2 separate regions of the Homo sapiens genome follow, and region 2 is linked to region 1. A link is an interaction called in ENCODE POLR2A ChIA-PET data of the cell type or tissue named here. Cell type or tissue: PC-3. All regions are shown on one strand. Each heading gives the region's core, and the rest is flanking DNA. Links, peaks and the distances in the headings are about the cores only.

Region 1 (5,380 bases), core at 251-5,250:
GTACGGATACATTGGGTTCACACTTACTAATGTTCTCACTCACTGATAGCCGTGGTGGCCATCAACTGATGTAAATGTTTTTTTTTCTTTTTTTTTTTTTTTGAGACAGAGTCTCGCACTGTCACCCAGGCTGGAGTGCAGTGGCGTGATCTCGGCTCACTGCAACCTCTGCCTCCCAGGTTCAAGCGATTCTCCTGCCTCAGCCACCCGAGTAGCTTGGATTACAGGCGCGCACCACCAGGGCCAGCTAATTTTTGTATTTTTAGTAGAGATGGGGTTTCACAATGTTGGCCAGGATGGTCTTGATCTCTTGACCTCGTGATCTGCCCGCCTCAGCTTCCCAAAGTGCTGGGATTACAGGCGTGAGCCACCGGCGCCCAACCAACTTATGTAAATGTTGAAAACGAAAGTGTTAATTTTGAGATTGTTTGCTAATGCTGAACAAATGGAAACAATTTAAATGTTATTAACAGGGACTGGCTAAATAAAGCATGATACAGCCATATATTGCACAGGTTGGCATACTTTTTCTGTAACGAGCTAGATAGTAAACTCTCCGGGCATTGTAGGCCACAGTCTCTGATGCAACCTTTCAATTCTGCTACTATAGTGCAAAAGCAGGCTGAGACTCTATGGAAAGGAATAGGCATGGCTATGTTCCCATACAACTTCTTTTAGGTGCTGGGCCATATTTGGTCTAGAGGCCATACTTTGCTGACCCTAATATAATAAGTCTTACTATGTGACCATTAAAAAGAACCAAATAGAATTATATGTACTGACAAAGATATCCATCAAGTTGTTTTTTTGTTTTGTTTTGTTGAGATGGAGTCTCGCTCTTGTTGCCCAGGCTGGAGTGCAATGGCGTGATCTCAGCTCACTGCAACCTCCGCCTCCCAGGTTCAAGTGATTTTCCAGACAGCCTCCTGAGTAGCTGGGATTACAGGCGTGCGCCACTACACCCAGCTAATTTTTGTATTTTTAGTAGAGATGGGGTTTCACTATATGTTGGCCAGGCTGGTCTCTAACTCCTAACCTCAAGTGATCCGCCCACCTCGGCCTCCCAAAGTGCTGGGATTACAGGTGTGAGCCATCACACCTGACCCCATCAGGTGTTTTTTTTCTTTTTGTTTTTGTTTTGTTTTTTTTTTTTTTTAAAAAGAATATAAGGCCAGGTGTGGTGGCTCACGCCTGTAATCCCAGCACTTTGGGAGGCTGAAGCGGGCGGATCACTTGAGGTCAGGGGTTCAAGACCAGCCTGACCAACATGGTGAAAACCTGTCTCTACTAAAAAATACCAAAAAATTAGCCAGCCGTGGTGGTGCGCTTCTGTAATCCCAGCTACTCGAGAGGCTGAGGCAGGAGAATCGCTTGAACCTGGGAGGCGGAGGTTGCAGTGAGCCGAGATCGTGCCACTTCACTTCAGCCTGGGTGACAGAGCGAGACTCTGCCTCAAAAAACAAAACAAAACAAAACCAACCAAACAAAAAATATATATATAGCTGGGCATGGTGGCTCACGCCTGTAACCCTAACACTTTGGGAGGCTGAGGTGGGTGGATCACCTGAGGTCAGGAGTTCAAGACCAGCCTGACCAACATGGTGAAACCCCGTCTCTACTAAAAATACAAAATTAGCTTGGTGTGGTGGTACATGCCTGTAATCCCAGCTACTCGAGAGGCCGAGGCAGGAGAATCGCTTGAACCCAGGAGGTGGAGGTTGCAGTGAGCCGAGATCAGGCAATGGCCTGATCTCCAGCCTGGGTGACAGAGCAAGACTCTGTCTCAAAAAAAAAAAAAAAAAGAAAGAAAAAAAAGAATAAGAATGTATAGGCTGAGCATGGTGGCTCACGCCTATAACCCCGGTACTTTGTGAGGCCAAGGTGAGAGGATCGCATGAGCCCAGGAGTTTGTGACCAGCCTGGGCAACATAGTGAGACCTTGTCTCTACTAATATCAAAAACAAAAAACAACAAAAACAAAACAAAAAGTATATATATATATATGCATGTACATTTTTTGGAGGGGGAGGAGAAGGGGTCAAAGTTACACACACAGACACTTGTGTTTCTATAGGCTGACAGGACACAGGAGTCACACCAATTTGGGACCCATAGGCACTTTTTCTTACGTTATTGTTTGAATGTTGTACAATGAGAGAGCTTGGTTTTTGAAATAATTAAATGTAATTGAATTGAGATTTGTTTTGTTTCGTTTTTTTGAGACAGGGTCTCACTCTGTTGCCCAGGCTGGAGTGCAGTGGTGAGATCATGGCTCACCGTAGGTTCCACCTCCTGGGCTCAAACAGTCCTCCTGCCTCAGCCTCCCGAGTAGCTGGGACTAAAGGTGCATGCCACCACGTCTGGCTAATTTTTTGATTTTTATTTTTTTGTAGAGATGGGGTCCTACTATGTTGCCCAGGCTGGTCTCAAACTCCTGGAGAATTGGGCTTAACCAGTCCTCCTGCCTTGGACTCCCAAAGAGCTAGGATTACAGGCGTGAGCCATCACGCCTGACTGGGATTTGTTTTTAAAGTTCCAAAGAGCTTTACTAGTCTTAATCGTAATGTACATAAACTTGTATTCTATGTAAAATATAACAACTTCACAATCATAATAACCATACAGCCATCATTAGCACAGCGCCTCTAACCCACAGCCTCTTACGATTATAAATGGGAGTTCAGATAGATCCATGGACGCAGGGGAGGTTTGGTTGAGGAGCCAGGTCAGAGTCTTGGTTGGAAACACATGCAACTGTATCTGGAACCAGGGTCTGAGGCGAGCTGGGGACAGAGGGACCTCACTTCCAGCCTTCTCTATCAGCAACCCTCTAACATAGAGCTATTTCCAGGTCTAAAGGGTCTCAGAAATGTTCCAACAGCTTCTAGCTTCCTGGGCATTAGCTGCATTTTCACCTACCGGTAGCCCTAGTTCCTCATTTGCCAAAGGCCCACTGCAGGCCGGGCCCTGGTGCCAGCAGAGGAGGTCTGCACCCTCACAGCTGTAGCAGGAGGGAGACGTGCAGAGAGGTGAAGCTCACGGCCCTGGAATACGTGCACCACGGAGGTGAGTGCAAGTGGGTGGGGACTTTGTGGAACAAGTCACATCTGAGTCACTCTGAAGTATGAATAGGAGTCCACCTCATCAACCAAGGCAGGGCAGGAAATTCCAGGCAGACAGTAGTGCAGGGATGAAGGTCCAGAGACGGAAATACTTTTGAAGGCACCATATGAAGTTTATGAACAGAGGTGGAGCTGAGACACCACAGATCAGAAAGGGGAACCAGCAGAGGGTAGCAAGCAGGGGAGACAGGAAGTCAAATTTGAGCTTTAGGGAGATTTTTCTGATGGTAGGGGAGGAGAATGTGTGGGTAGAGCAGTTACTGGCCTCTTGTCCGTATAAGAAGTAATGTGGGCCTGGACTTGGAGCAGAAGTGATTCAGACCTTGCTCGCCTCGCCTCTGAGCCATATTCAAAGCTGCCCTACCAGCCTGCTGTGTCCTCTCCCCTCCCCTCCCCTCCCCTCCTCCCTCCCCTCCCTTCCCCTCTCACCTCCCCTCTCCCCTCCTCTCCCCTCCCCTCTCCCCTCCCCTCCCCTCGTATACTGTTGGTGTGCCAGCTCTCCTTTAGTCTTCAAACTTAAAGCTTGGGTGTCACCCACATCAAGAAAAGTCTATTGACTGGGTGTGGTGGCTCATGCCTGTAATCCCAGCTACTCAGGAGGCTGAGGCCGGGGGATCCCTTGAGCCCAGGAGTTCAAGGTTGCAGTGAACTATGATCACACCACTGCACTCCAGCCTGGGTGACGGAGCAAGACCCTGTCTCAAACAAAGCAAAACAAAAAACCCCAAAAAACTCCACTGATGTCCCCACCCCATCCCCCACCATTCCCGAGCTTGGTCAGGGACCCCTGCCCTGGACTCTATGATGCTCTGTGCATTTCTTTTCTTTTCTTTTCTTTTTTTTTTTTTTTTTTTTGAGACAGAGTCTCACTGTGTCATCCAAGCTGGAGTGCAGTAGTGCGATCTCGGCTTGCTGCAATCTCTGCCTCCCAGGTTCAAGTGATTCTCCTGCTTTAGCCTCCTGAGTAGCCAGGATTACAGGCATGTGCCACCACGCCCAGCTAATTTTGTATTTTTAGTAGAGACAGGGTTTCACCATGTTGGTCAGGCTGGTCTCGAACCCCTGACCTCATGATCCGCCCACCTCGGCCTCCCAAAGTGATGGGATTACAGGCATGAGCCACCACGCCCAGCAGCTCTATGCATTTCTGAGTGTGAATCCCATTGCTTTATGATTGTGTTCTGGTTTTTGTTTTACCACTAGATTGTGATTTTCCTACCAGGTCTCATTCATTCTTCTGACTCCAATGCCTATCACAAAGCCTGGCACAGAGAAGATAAGAGCAAATATTTGTGATTGAATGAGTAAATGATGAATGAAAAGTGAAGACGGGAGATGAGAGAGGTATTTGGAGGTGGAATCAGGGTAACTTGGCAAGTGATTGGCAGGGATAGTGCAGAGGGTGGGTGGTGAGAGGGTGGCATCGAAGATGACTCCAGGTTTTCTGGTTTGGGAGTAGGGGAGCTCTGAACTGTTTTTATTCACAATACTTCTGCCACCAAATGTGTGAGTTTTTTCTTATACTGACCAGTTATTCAACTCTCCAGATACCAATTGGGTATCCAACAAATCAATTCCATTCTGACATTATCTACCTAGAATTAGTGTCAATGCCACCAAAGAGCTCCATCCCGCAAGACTGCCCTGATTTCAGATGTCGGTTGCTGGTACCAGGTTACCATCTGTATTTCTAACCAACCAGCTATAGAAGTCCTAGGTTACCACAACCCCCTCTTCATGTTCAATAATTTGCCAGAATGGCTCACAGAACTCGGAAACACTTTCGTTAGGCTTACCACTTTATGATCAAGGACATATGCTCAGAGACAGCCAGGTGGAAGCATAGGGCATGGTATTGGAGGGGCACGCAGGGCTTCTATGTCTCCTCTGGGCAGGCCGCCCTCCTAGCACTTCAGTGTGTTCACCAACTGGAAGCTCCCCGAATCTCATCATTTAGGGGTTTTTATGGAGGTTTCATTACACAGGCACAATTGATGAAATCATTGACCAATGCTGATTGACTCAATCACCAGCCCCTTTTCCTTCCTGGAGGTCTGGGGATGAGCTGAAAGTTCCAATTCTGTCATGCCTTGGTCTCTCTGGTGACCAGCCCCCATCCTCAAGCTATGTCGGGGACCCCCAGCCACCAGGCACCTTATTAGCACACAAAAGATATCATTCCAGGGATTCCAAGGGTTATAGGAGCTGCGTGCAAAGACTGAGGACAAAGACAGAATACATATTTACCACAGGAGGTG
Region 2 (5,380 bases), core at 264-5,263, 160 kb before region 1:
AGTAAAAACTATGAAACACACATGGAAGACACAAAAGTGGACTTAAACAAATGGAAAGACATACCGTGTTCTTGGATAGGAAGATTCTGTCATAAAGATGTCAGTTCTCCCTAAATTAAATGATATATTAATCATAATCCCAGTGGAAATTACCATGAGGTTTTGATAATTTTGTAGTCTTACAAGTTTTTTATATAAAGATTTTTTTAAAAAGAATAAACACTAGCCTGAGCAACACAGTGAGACCCCATCTCTACAAAAATACAAAAATTAGCTGGGCAGGATGGCACATGCCTGTAGTCCCAGCTCCTTGGGAGGCTGAAGTGGGAGGACCGTTTGAACCTGGGAGGCAGTGGTTGCGGTGAGTCAAGATCATGCCGCTGTACTCCAGCCTGGGTGACAAAGCAAGACCCTGTGTCCAAAAAAAAAAAAAAAAAAAAAAAAGAATAAACAAGTAATAATTCTTTAAGAAAGAGATACATAGGGAGGCTAGCCCTCCACGACGTTAAAATGTTATAAAGTTTCTGTAATTAAAAGAGTATAGTGTTGATATATGAATAGACAGATCAATGAAAGGATGCATCTCGAAGCAGTGGGGAAGAGCCAAACTTTTTTTTTTTTTTTTTTTTTTGAGACGGAGTCTCGTTCTGTCGCCCAGGCCGGACTGCGGACTGCAGTGGCGCAATCTCGGCTCACTGCAAGCTCCGCTTCCCGGGTTCACGCCATTCTCCTGCCTCAGCCTCCCGAGTAGCTGGGACTACAGGCGCCCGCCACCGCGCCCGGCTAATTTTTTGTATTTTTAGTAGAGACGGGGTTTCACCTTGTTAGCCAGGATGGTCTCGATCTCCTGACCTCATAATCCACCCGCCTCGGCCTCCCAAAGTGCTGGGATTACAGGCGTGAGCCACCGCGCCCGGCGAGCCAAACTTTTAAATAAACGGTATTGAGACAACTGCAACCGTGTACCTATATGGAAAAATATAACATCAGCTTCATTCTTCTCATATACCAGAATAAATGGCAAATGGGTAAGAGATCTAAATATGAAAAATGAAAACACAAATACTAGAAGAAAAACTGAATGTGTCTTTTTAAACTGGGAGTGGGAAAACATTTATAACTTTAAAAGCAGAAGCTATAGAGAAAAGACTGATAACTGTTACTATATAAATGTAAATATTATTTGCAAACATGAGAGAAGAAGGGAGAGAGAGAGAGGAAGACCTAAAATATTTAAAAGAAATTAACAAACTGTCAAAAGGTATTGACAAGTCATAACACACTAATACTCCTAACATACAAAGAGTTCATGATTTTTAGAATCATGAGGAAGGAGAAAGGGCAAAATATATGAACATAGAGAGTGAAAAAAAGAGGCCGGGATCAGTGGCTCATTCATGTAATCTCAGTCCTTTGAGAGGGCTGAGATGGGAGGATAGCTTGAGGCCAGGAGTTCAAGATCAGCCTGGGCAACATAGTGAGACCCACTCTCTACAAAAAATAAAAATAAAAACATTAGCCAGATGCAGTGGCACATGCCTGTAGTCCCAGCTACTCGGGAGGCTGAGATTGGAGGATTGCTTGAGCCCAGAAGGTCCAGGTTGCAGTGAGCTATAATCACTCCACTGCACTCCAGCCTAGGTGACGGTAGAGATCCTGTCTCTAAAAGAAAGGCAAATAGCAAAGATGGTCAGCCTTTTACATGATGAGGAAAGTGCAGTTTTTTATTTTTTTTTTGAGAGAGAGTCTGGCTCTGTCACCCAGGCTGGAGAGAAGTGGCATGATCTCAGCTCACTGCAACCTCCGCCTCCCGGGTTCAAGTGATTCTCCTGCCTCAGCCTCCCAAGTAGCTGGGATTACAGGCGCGTGCCACCATGCCTGGCTAATTTTATTTTATTTTATTTTATTTTATTTTATTTTATTTTATTTTTGTATTTTTAGTAGAGACCGGGTTTCACCATGTTGGCCAGGCTGGTCTCCAACTCCCGACCTCAAGTGATCCGCCTGCTTCGGCCTCCCAAAGTGCCGGGATTACAGGCACCAGCCACTGCGCCTGGCCAGAAGTGCAAAGTAAAATCATCCTGAGATATTTCTCCCCTATCAGATTGGCAAAACTCCAAAAGTTTGACAACATACTCTGATGTTGAGATATAGGGAGTCAGGCTCTGTTATACATTGCTTATGGAATGCAGGATGATATAATCTTTGTGGAAGGCAACTTGGCAATGTCTAATGAAACAGAATATGCATTTACACTTTGATTTAGCAATCCTACTTCTAGGAATCTATCCCAAGACGCACTAGCAAAACCAGTAAATGGCATACAAACAAGACAATTCATTGCAGCACTATTTGTGTCAATAAAAGACTGGAAATAACAAAAATGGTGTTTGGGGACTGGTTGAATGTCGCAGCTATACAGTGGAGTCCTATACAGATGTAAAAAGCAATGAGAAGAACCCCTATCTACCTCCATGGATTCCAGAAAATATGGCTAAATGGAAAAAAGCAAGGGGCAGAACAGTGCATAGTGTGCCATTCTTTGGGTAAGAAAAGTGTGGAAATATGAATATATAAATTATATATTAAAATTATATTTTCATAAATAATGAAAGCAGAAACGGTTGCCTATAGAGCAGTCTTTCCCAATCTTTTCACTCCAGGGGAACTCCTTTTTTTTTTTTTTGCTTAGACGGGGACTCACTCTGCCACCCAGGCTGGAGTTCAGTGTGGCACTGCAGTTGAACTCACTGCAGCCTGGACCTCCTGGACTTCAGAAATCCTCCCACCTCAGCCTCCTGAGTAGATGGGACTGCAGGCATGCACCACCATGCCCAGCTAATTTTTGTATTTTTTGTAGAGATGAGGTCTCACTAAACTGCATAGGCTGGTCTCAAACGCTTGGGCTCAAGTGATCCTCCCACTTCGGCCTCCCAAAGTGCTGGGATTACAAGCGTGAGCCACCGTACTGCTTAGAACAACTCTTGAAATGATTTTTAGGTCTCAGAGAACCCCTGCATAAAAATTATACCTACAGCTCATGGTATATTAGTGTGATTATTAAGATGTAGATATAATCATTCAATAATAAATCAGTAATGCCATTTTGAGAAGAGAATTTTTTTCTTTTCTTTTTCTTTTTTTTTTTTTGAGATGGAGTTTCGCTCTGTCTCCCAAGCTGGAGTGCAGTGGCACAATCTTGGCTCACCGCAACCTCCACCTCCCTGGTTCAAGTGATTCTCCTGCCTCAGCCTCCCAAGTAGCTGGGATTACAGGCATGCGCCACCACGCCCAGCTAATTTTGTATTTTTAGCAGAGACGGCATTTCTCCTTGTTGGTCAGGCTGGTCTTGAACTCCCGACCTCAGGTGATCCACTCACCTTGGCCTCCCAAAATGCTAGGATTACAGACGTGAGCCACCGCACCTGGTCGAGAATTTTTTTTTTTTCCCCTGTGAGTTGTGCATTTTGCTGAACTTATTAGCACACACTTTTTGTGTGGTCCCTCCAATCCACAAAGGATGTCAACTCCCATGCAAATCAATAGTATAGGTAAAGAAACCTTTTCATTTTAAAAATGTCTTCCTTATTTTACTTTATCCAAAAAAATCCAAAGCCTTATTACAAATTTCTACTACACAAGATGTTGATCAACTGTGATATATAGTGCATGTTTCATCCCCACTAAAAACTAAAAATGACTTTTTAACCAAACTTTCTTGAAAAATATTAAGCTTAGTTTAACCTTTATTGAAATTAATCTATTTCTTTCCTTTTCATAAAAATTTTAAACAGCTTTATCAGGATATAATTCACATACCGTACAATCCACTGCTTGAAAGTATAAAGTTCAGTGGTTTTTAGTATATTCGCAGAAATGTGCAACCATCACCAGAGTCAATTTTTTTTTTTTTTTTCCAGACAGAGTCTGGCTCTGCCACCAGGCTGGAGTGCAGTGGCTCGATCTTGGCTCACTGCAACCTCCACCTCCTGGGTTCAAGCAATTCTCCTGCCTCAGCCTCCCGAGTAGCTGGGACTACAGGCGCATGCCACCACACCTGGCTAATTTTTGTATTTTTAGTAGAGACGGGGTTTCACCATGTTGGCCAGGATGGTCTCGAACCCTTGGCCTCATGATCCATCTGCCTCGGCCTCCCAAAGTGCTGGGATTGCAGGCGTGAGCCACCGTGCCTGGCCCACCAGAGTCTATTTTAGAACATTTTCATCACCTCAAAAATGAACCCTATACCCTTCAGCTGTGACCCCCTCTCTCCCCCATGCATCCCAGCCCAGGAAAACCACTAATCTCTTAAATAGAATCATATAAAATGATTACAGTATCATTATGAGAAATATCATAACGTTTTCAGGTTCATTCACGTTGTAGCCTGTGCCATTACTTCATTCCTTCTTATGGCCAAAAAACAGTTCATTGATTGGATATATCATTCTACATTTTCTTTACAGATTTGTGAGTTGACAGACATTTGAGTTGTTTCTACTTTTTGGCTATTATAAATACGGAAGCTATAAACATTTGTGTAAAAGTTTTTATGTAGACATATGTTTTAAATTCTTCCAGGGGTACACCTAGGAGTAGATTTGCTAGATCATATGTTAACTTTATAATTAATCATTTGAGGAAGTGCTAAACTGTTTTCCAAAGCAGCTGTACCATTTTGCGTTACCACCAGCAGTATATGAGGGTTCTGATTTCTCCACATCCTCAGTAACACTTGTTACTATCTTTTTCATTATAACCATACTAGTGGGTGTGAAGTGGTATCTCACTGTGGTTTTGATTTGGATTTCCCTGACAACTAATAATGTTGAGTATCTTTTCATGTGCTCATTGACCATTTCTGTTTCTTCTTTGGAGAAATGTCTGTTTTGAACATTTGCCCATTAAAAAAATTTTTTTTTCCAGAGATGAGGTCTTGCTGTGTCACCCAGGCTGGGGTGCAGTGGTGCAATTGTAGCTCACTGCAGCCTCGAACTCCTGGGCTCAAGCAGTCCTCCTGCCTCAGCCTCCTGAATAGCTAGGACTACAGGCATGTACCACCATGCCGGGCTAATTTTCAAATTTTTCGTAGAGATGGAGTCCTGCTATTTTCCCCAGGCTGGTCTCAAATTCCTGGGTTCCCATCTTGGCCTCCGAAAATGCCGGGATTATGGGCGTGAGCCATCCCATCTGGCCTAAAAAAACTTTAAAAAAATTCTGGTAAAATATACATAACATAAAATTTACCATCTTAGTCCTTTTACATATACAGTTCAATAGCGCTAAGTCCGTTCACCTAGTTGTGGTTTTCCCATGTTAAAATTTAATTATCTGTATTTTATTGAGTGTGAGTTGTGTTGTTTATGTCTTTTATGTGTTT

What was found. ChIA-PET counts read pairs that join two places held together with the same protein. Peaks named below come from ENCODE experiments on the same cell type or tissue, not always from the same donor. Only the 100,000 strongest peaks of a DNase experiment are listed, where the experiment ranks them.
Region 2: POLR2A ChIA-PET joins it to region 1 with 11 read pairs; 3 of 35 experiments call an interaction of 5 or more read pairs at or near these places.

What each region holds. Positions count from the first base shown.
Region 1 is chr2:84,944,314-84,949,693 of GRCh38, reverse strand. No RefSeq gene overlaps it. Among named protein-coding and RNA genes, the nearest start is that of KCMF1, 24 kb to the left of the region's middle. RefSeq lists an enhancer at 3,111-3,280 and a silencer at 3,451-3,600. In PC-3, for the core only: a CTCF peak has its summit at 3,283 (motif pointing right); DNase peaks (open chromatin) are centred at 3,133 and 4,423; H3K4me3 peaks cover 1,326 bases; H3K27ac peaks cover 3,303 bases.
Region 2 is chr2:85,103,786-85,109,165 of GRCh38, reverse strand. No RefSeq gene overlaps it. Among named protein-coding and RNA genes, the nearest start is that of TCF7L1, 27 kb to the left of the region's middle. In PC-3, for the core only: no CTCF peak of the experiment used is centred there; a DNase peak (open chromatin) is centred at 2,185.